Linked DNA regions of Homo sapiens: region 1 is linked to region 2. A link is an interaction called in ENCODE POLR2A ChIA-PET data of the cell type or tissue named here. Cell type or tissue: CD4-positive, alpha-beta T cell. All regions are shown on one strand. Links, peaks and the distances in the headings refer to the core of each region. The heading gives the core; the rest is flanking DNA.

Region 1 (4,397 bases), core at 196-4,195, 55 kb after region 2:
ACCATTGATTTGTTATGCATCACTTTCCCTTGACTAGCTAGTGAAATCTCATTCACTTTTGTAGCCATGAAGCCTAGAGCGATAGGTATCTCATAATTTTCAATACGTATTTGTATGATAAATATTCAGTAACTATTTGTTCAATAAATTTGCAGTAATTTGTTCATAATAATTTTCCATAGATGTTTGTTAAATACTATGCTCTGGGATATTTTCTCATTTGGATATTCTCCGTACAATTTTGAGCCAAGATAGAAAAGGAAGCGCATGGACTGGTAGAAAATATACAGTTCTGGGTTTCACTTATAGTATGATATTAGGAATTTCATTTAGGTTTTTTCATCTGTAGAATGCAAGGCTGGAGCTGGCCTATTTATTTTGACGTTAATGGAATTTTTATTTTAAAACTTGGGGTCCTTTTGTGTCATAGTTATTTTTCTAGGTTTATCACCTCCCTAGGCTTGTATTCTTTTCCTGAAAAAGGTAACTAAATATAGTAGATGTTATTGAATATTCGCTCTGTGTTAAGCATTTACATGCATTACTTTGTTTAATCTTCACATCAACCTCATGTGGAAGGAAATACTGTTCCAGCTTTACAAATAATGAAACCAAGGGCTTTGAAGAGGTAAGTCATTTTCTGAAGGCCACACAAAAGAGGAGTGGCAGGACTGGGATCCAAACTCCAGCTGACTTCAGAACTCACACATTTAACCATTATGCTACACTTGTCTCTTATTTGTTCTCTTGACTCTGTTCTTTCTTTCACACTGTCATCAATAATCTCTTTATCTTGAGATCCACTGATAGGATTGTCCAGCCAGAGCTCAGTGTTGGAAGGAAAATGGAAACTGGGTATGCTGGGTCCACATACTAAGTGGTTAGTCTAAATTGTCTGAATTATATTAGTTCCACAGGTCAGTTGGATACTCTTGACTCATACGTTGTTGCTTCCTGTCTGTTGTATCTTACTCTTATGAACAAGAACTGAAAGTTGTTATAAACACAGCTGTTAAGGCAGGTGTTTTAACCCAGTGTCCTTGGATCTTCTGGAATTTCATGCTTGGGCATTGGGCTGTCAATTAAATGCCTGAATTGCTTGCAGAATTGCCTGTGTGTGTGTGTGTGTGTTTGGGGTTGGTAGGAGAGGAGTATGTATAGTTTTTGGAGGAGAGTGTTCACAAAGGGTCCTGTGACACAAACAAGTTTGAATCCATGCCTTAGTAGAATAGGATTGTGCAAAATCCTGATATGAAATAGCAAAATATCATGTGGGGTGCATGTAGACAAAAAATATTTGCCCGTAGCAGCGTGGGGACACATTCTAGGATGGTTGTTCAGAAACTTGGAAATCAGGAGTTTACTTTTGTAGGAGGGTTTCTTGATTAAGAACTATTGTTGGTACTCTAGTTGCAGGCAGCAGTAGGTGAGGCAGGGGACATGACTGGTGGTGAAGACCATAAAGGGGCCCCCACCAGGCCAGTGGCTAGTCAGGAGATATAAACAAGTTAGAACTTACAGGGATTGCCATTATGTTGTGGGGAGTTCTATCTTTGAAATTACTTCATTGCTTTGTGATAAGCTCTATACTTCTCTGCTTCTATTTCTCTATCTTGAGAAAACCTTGTATGCCTGACTTGTGAATAACAATTATTTCATGAGATAGAGTAATATTGCAAACTTAAAAAAATGGTTTTGACTAAATAGTTAGAGCTAACTGTGCCTTTGACCCCAACCTCTTAAGAAAAACTCAGAATGGTACATTCTTGAATCCTTTTTAAGGCAGCTCTATAGCTAGTCTGACCCTTGTGATTCTCATGCTTTTTTTTTTTTCTTGGTAGATTCATAAAAATGGTGAGAGTTTATCTTTGCTCAGATTGTTTTCTGTGACCATCAAGGGCAGTGCCACTATGGTCCCGAAGCAAAGTGGCAGTAATGTTGCTTTTTTTCTTTATTTCCCTAGAGTGTTTCTGGGTTGACTCAAAGCAATTTGTAGACACAGCTCTGCACAAATTAATATCTGGGAGAAGAAACAGTTGAGAGGAAAAAACAGTTTAAGTTGAGATCTACTTGGATTGAAAGCTCAGAGGTTGTTCTTGGGTTTCTTTCAGCTAATAGCTTCAGAATGGCCTCTGAGCAAAGATAGATGTCGAGGCAGGCTTTGTTGTTTGTTGGTTCTCCCTTGCAGGCAGAGGCTACCCTCTGCTATCAAGGCTAAAGCATTCCAGGAGCTCTTTGCAGGCTTCCTTACAGAAGAACTGTGGGCAAGTGACCCTATCCAGGTCAGCGAGATATAAAAAGATGTGGTTTTCTTCTTAACAGAAACCCATGGAGAGAGAATTATCCTCCCTTCTGCATTTTAATATGGTTATGTGAAGGCATGAGGTAATGTGTGGAGCTGTGGCAGCCATCTTGTGATGGGAGGGGATGGGATTTGAGGGATGCCACATGAATCAGGGACCCAGAGCCCTGATAATGTTAGGTCATCTATCCATCCCTGGACTTGTAGTGTGAGAAATAAAAATTCCTTTAAAAAAAATTCAGGCCATTTTTGGGTATTCTATACCTTGCAGAGGAACTATCTTAACTCAAATATATAGTTACATGCCATATAATAATGTTTCAGTCAAGGACAGACCACATATATGACAATGGTCCCATAAGATTATAATGGAGCTGAAAATATTTTATTGCCTAGTGACATTGTAGCTGTCGTAACACCACAGCAAATTACTTTTTAAATAATTTTTTTGTAGCAGTGTAGAGTAATTATAAAGTCTGTAGTGGTGTTCATTAATGTCCTAGGCCTTCACATTTACTCACCACTGACTCATTCAGAGCAAATTCCAGTCTTGCCAGTTTCATTTATGATAAGTGCTTTATATAGGTGTACCATTTTTTATCTTTTATACTGTATTTTTACTATACCTCTTCTGTGTTTAGATACACAAATACCATTTTGACACAATTGCCTACAATATTCAGTGCAGTAACATGCTGTTCAGGTTTGTAGCCTAGGATTAATAGGCCATATTGCATAGCTTATGTGTGTAGTAGGTTATACCATCTAGATAAATATACTCTATAATTGCACAGTAATAAAATTGCCTAAAGACTCATTTCTCAGAATATCCCTATAGTTAAGTGGTGTATGACTATAGATAGATACATATATATTTCTATGTTAATGTCATGACTTATGTATATCAAAATACTGGGAACAACCTGAACACCCAACACTGGGGAACTACTTAAGTGAACTCAGGTATGGCAGTACAGGTTGCAAAGAACAGAAGGAGTTGAGTGTTACTTTGAAGACAGAACTAGAAAGACCTGGTTATGGAAGACGGCAGAGTGAGACTAAGTGGAGGAATTCAGGACACCCTGGAAATTTGGAACATAAGTAACTAGGTAGATAGTTGTACCATTTACTCAGATGGGGCAGAAGAGAGAAGGAATGGCCATATGAATACAATGGCATACCATGTAGCTGTTAGAAATGATGTAGTCAAGGTGTATTAAGGATGTGGAAAAATGTTCTTAATACATGGTAAACAGGAAACGAAGAAACAGGTTAAACCACAAGATAGTTTGAGTTACTTTTGTTAAAAATGCTAACATGAATTCAAAAAATACTGGATAGGCCCACCATGATATTACTAGTTTTCTTTGGCTGGTAGGATTATGTGTGGCTTTTAATTTTTTTTTTCACTCCGCCTATCTTCATTTAACATATAAGTTTCTAATCTGAAAAAAGCTATAAGACAAAATTCTATTCATATGGCCATTCCTTCTCTCTTCTGCCCCATCTGAGTAAATGGTACAACTATCTACCTAGTTACTTATGTTCCAAATTTCCAGGGTGTCCTGAATTCCTCCACTTAGTCTCACTCTGCCGTCTTCCATAACCAGGTCTTTCTAGTTCTGTCTTCAAAGTAACACTCAGCTCCTTCTGTTCTTTGCAACCTGTACTGCCACAACCCTAACTGAAGTTATCATTCATTATTTTCTTGTTTGAACCCCCTGCATTACCTACTAGCCGGTCTCCTGCCCTTCATTCTTGCCACTCTCAGATTCAGAAAATTATTATTTTTTAATATTCTAGCTTAAAATACTTACTAGTCTTTATAAAGGCCAGTTTAAGCTGGTTTACACACTCAAGCTTAAAATACTTGGTGGTCTTCTTTATATAGGCCAGTGAAATAGAATAAAATACTAAGAAATAGATTCACTTGTATATGTCAGAATGGACAAGCAGATCAGTGGGGAGAAAGATGGAAGCTAGTAAATATTACTGTGGGGCTACCTGGTTATTCTTGTGGAAAAGAATTGGATACATACATGTCACCATATGCAGAAGTCAATCCTAGAATCATAAAAAGAACTTTAAAACTTAA
Region 2 (4,397 bases), core at 120-4,119:
TCTTGAGTGAAATTGGAATTTCCTTTCAATAGAAGTAAACATTTATTATATATCTGGCTTGCGCTTACCACTGGTCTGGGCACACTGCCAAAATTCTTATCGTTAGTTCTCATAATGATCCTAAGACAGGGATTATATCCAATCAAAAGTTGATTAAACAGGGTCAGCTCTGCACAAGGTGATACAGCTAATAGTTGGTGGATTCAGGACTTCAAATAAATTTATGTGGGAGGATATCTCCTGGGAGATGGGTTTGCTATGGGTTAGAGATTCAGGCCCCAGTTCATTCCTGAAATAGAGAGTCCCTGAACTTTAGGCTCATACGCAGAACCTCTTGAGTTGGGGGATTCTCTGCAACTGCCTAGAGTCCATGGATGGCTCAGCCTGCCCTCTGCTTGCAGACTGCTTTCAGTGGGTGAGAGGGTGAGGTTGCTTTCACTCGGAATCTCCCACATGTGGGCTAGGGAAGCTGCTTGCTTATCAAGATGGAATTTGCTTCCTCCCTAGGCAACCTATTTCTCATTTGTTTACAAACTTGTTCTTCTCTTTAACTTTTATCTTTTCCTGTGGCTTATGAGAGTGCCTACAGACAAGGGGCTGTTTGTTAATCACCATCTTGTGGGCTTTTGAAGGGGGAAGCTGGGAGGGGAAAATGTGATGTTTTGTAGCCTCTTTGTAGTTTAGAAAGAGGTTCGTCGATGCAGGAAATCACACAACTCAGTTTTAAATGAAGGCAGATGTTTTGCTTTTACTGTTAAAAGAATTTCTTTGCAGCATTCAAACAAAAGGATAGTTCCTTTTCACTGCCCCTTAATCCCTGCTGGATATTATTTATTTGTATTTATTATTTTGATGGGCAAAGTTCTTTGTATCTAGGTATATATCACTTTGATCTGTGTAGGAATGATGGACCGGACTAATGAGCTACATCTCTAGGTGCTGTTGCAGCACTGGTGAAGGAGACAATACAAGCACCAGCCCATTGTTCTTCACATTCTTCATTTAATCTTTGCTTTCCTAGAATACATCTTTTTTATTTCTTCTTTTTTTTCTTGTGTTATAAGATAGGTAGAGGAAACCAGTTGGGAATTAAATGTTTAAAAAATGCATTTATAAGTTATTTGTGTTTGTTTTTAATGTGGCTTTTTTTTTTTTTTTTTGCCTTTGATGTGATTCGATGGTTTGGTTTACCACTTCTGGACAGCAATAATGTATTTGGTGGCTAGAGAAAAGAGGGACAGGGATGTGAGTTCTAGAAGGCACTTTCTTGATCCCTCTACACACCCTCTTAAAATGACTCCAGCGTTCCAGCAATGGTGGTAGGTTCAGTGGTCCTATACTAGCTAAGTTATTACCAGTTTTGTAAGCTGGGCTGTTGGAGAGAAGCAGGGGGGCAGCACATTTACGCATGGGCAATGGAGTATTTACACTGATAATGACAGTTTGCAAGGCTTAGGACTTGTTCAAAGTAAGTATACTGCGAACAGTTTATGAAATTATTACTCTAAAGAGGAAGGGCCTCAGAAGTTTTAGTCAGAAGCAAGAGTTAGAGCTGTTTTGTCTTTGCCTTAGTAATAGCTCTCAGTGGTAGTTGTTTTCTATCTATGGAGAGGGATTTAGCTGGCATTCATCACCACAAATCTATATACCCTCTCTCTTTTCATTGGAACTTACCCAGCATTTATGCCAGGCTGTTGCTATTTCTATATCATTGACCCAAAACTTATCCCTGGAGAGCTGCACGTGTAACCCTTATTCCATCCAGGGGTGACACATGGGCAGGGTGTGGATTTTCTTAGCTGGTTCATCAAATAAGCAGAAGAGAAGTACTCTGGGATACCCCTTAGGTACTCTGTCCTCTGGTGAGTGGATCGCACTGTCATCTCTTTTGAGGATTTGCCCACACACATTTCAAGAATTGTATGGTGGAGGCAGCTTCTGCGTTTCACGGAATGAAAGGATAACTTCTCTCCCGGTGCGAGACAATACTCTATCCCCAACCTGGGCTGGCTGTGGTGTGCTTGGGACCTCTGCAGGGCCCTGTTGCTTGCAGCAACCTAGGCAAAGTGAGAGGTTGGGGAAGGAGGAGGGGGGATATTGGCTTTTTCATTTCTTAGCAGGCTTATTTAACTCATTATTATTATTATTATTATTGTAATTTGGGTTCTGTCCTTATTTTCGAACTATGTATTCTGTTTCTGAAGGTCTGTGGATGATTTTGGTTATTGAATTTGAAACTGCAAGAAAATATAACTGGAAAGAATAGTCATAGTAGAAATTATAAGCACTAGTACTCTGTAACACCCTTTCTTTACAGAGAGCTTAAGGCATTTTATATGTTCTCTTTAATGTTCCTTATGTTCTGTGAAGCAGGTAGCAAGCTTGGATCCATGTATTTATTTAAATAGCTTCTGTCAGTGGAGTACCCAACAGTTTGCCAAGCAGTGTCATTCTACTGGCCTCCTTTAATAGATAACACTGAGGCTTAAGGGCTTAAGAGACTAGCCCAGTGTCACAGTCAGGGAGGATCAGCACGGGGGTGGAGATACCAGAGTTCACGCAGGTCAGCGAATGCGCCTGAGGTTGCATAGTGAGAGTCACTGGCAGAAGAGGAAATAGTAGGTTTCTTGACTTCCCTTCCAGGGCTCCCTTCGCTGACCATGCTGTTTCCAAACAGCAAATAACATGCTTGTTTCTATGATGTGTTTGGCTTTCTGCAACATGAGGAGCATGGTGATGCTACTGGCAGTCCAAGAGTGTTACACCGTCATCTCTAGTGAGAGATCTGATCTGTGTTTGTGTTTGAGGACAGCTCCTCCCTCCCCTCCCTTCTACCCTCTCATTGCCTCTGCCCTGCCCAAAGGGAGTCTAGGATCAGCAATATTGAAATATAAAGCCAAGGTCCACTTTTAGAAAAGTGCTTGATAAAACTGGCTATCTGGCATTCCTGAACTGTACCATGCAAACACACTGTGTTAGATACTTACCTGTTTATTTCCTGTCTCTCTCTCGTGCTAGATTGTAAGCTCCATGAAAACAGGAGCTTTTATTGTTTACTGCTGTGTACCCGGTGTTGAGCCCTGTGCCTATCGCATAGTAGATGCTGGTGCGCAATAAAATATTTGGTGAATGAGAGAATAGCAGTTAGAGCTAGCCAAGAATATGTGTGATTTAATATTTTTAAGGGTATATTAGGTTGCAAGATAGATAACAAATACTGAATCTCAGGCATACTTAGGTCTGTGTTGTCTACTAGTTTGTGGAAAAGTGACACTTGGAAAGAGGAAGCAAAAGCAACCGAACTTGCTGTGCCTTTGAGGAACAAGTTAGTATAGCTAAAGTAGAATGTATGTATTTTAGTATGTTGAGTCTGCCTTTTTAAAGATGAAAACATGAATCATTCCAAACAGAATTTAAAATTCAGTTTGAACGTCACTGTATCACTAGTCAGTGTTTATCTGAATAATTCTTTTACTATTAATAGGTCTGTGTACCTGTGGTTTGAATGAATGTGGAGCAATATCGATCTTGACTATATTGTGTGTTTAGCTAACTTCCCTGCAAATCAGTAAAAAATGCAAGGTTTTAGTTCTTTTCAAGGGACAAGGAATTTTGAAAATGTCTTAATTTTTTTTATTAGTAGAGATAGTATAACGTTGTTGAAAGAATAGTAATCATAACAGTAAGCAATTTTAGATTGCTTATAGTGTCGATAATATTTCACTTATTCTTACAACAATCTTATGAGATTATAGTAGTAGTATTATTTCCATTTTACGTATGTTGGGGCTGAGACACAGAGAGCTTAAATAGCTTGCTTGAAATCAGCTAGCCGGTAAAATAGATCTTGGGTTTGACTCAAGGTCAGAACGCTGGTATGACAGATATTTCTGCCTTATTCCAGTTGATATGTTTGGAATACTCCACCATCAGCATACTTACTACCTTCCCCCAAATGCTTGACTGATTCCGGAGCCTCAGATTCTAGTTCTGGCCTTGCTAGTCACCAGCTTTGTGATATTGCTGAGTACCGTACCTTTAAGGGCCATGCTTTTCTCATCTTTAACTTAGGGCGTAAGTGAACGCCCAGATCTCTTTTAGCTCTTTTGGTTAAAATGACCATTTCAGTTTGGTTTGTTGCTGTGATCCAGTGAACAGAAATTGAATTTTTTTTTTTCAGTCTTAGAAAGTCTCTTTTAGCACTTATTTTCAGAATTTTTAAAATCCAAAGTTACCCAATGTGCCTAGGAGTAGAAATGTATATTTATATACTATTAATACTTTATTTTTTATAAGGTACTTTCTCATCCTTTTTTTTCATGTAAACCCCAATAATAAAGCATTCCCCCCGTCCTGTGGATGAACACAGTGAGACGCAGATGTTAGATGACAAAGTT

What was found. Peaks named below come from ENCODE experiments on the same cell type or tissue, not always from the same donor. Only the 100,000 strongest peaks of a DNase experiment are listed, where the experiment ranks them.
Region 1: POLR2A ChIA-PET joins it to region 2 with 6 read pairs; 24 of 35 experiments call an interaction of 5 or more read pairs at or near these places.

What each region holds. Positions count from the first base shown.
Region 1 is chr9:79,636,725-79,641,121 of GRCh38, forward strand. All of the region lies in intron 6 of TLE4 (TLE family member 4, transcriptional corepressor), which reads left to right. Among named protein-coding and RNA genes, the nearest start is that of TLE4, 67 kb to the left of the region's middle. In CD4-positive, alpha-beta T cell, for the core only: no CTCF peak of the experiment used is centred there; no DNase peak of the experiment used is centred there.
Region 2 is chr9:79,581,497-79,585,893 of GRCh38, forward strand. The region is part of intron 4 of TLE4 (TLE family member 4, transcriptional corepressor); the gene reads left to right. Among named protein-coding and RNA genes, the nearest start is that of TLE4, 12 kb to the left of the region's middle. RefSeq lists a silencer at 2,475-2,574. In CD4-positive, alpha-beta T cell, for the core only: no CTCF peak of the experiment used is centred there; DNase peaks (open chromatin) are centred at 545 and 2,595; H3K4me3 peaks cover 568 bases; H3K27ac peaks cover 1,759 bases.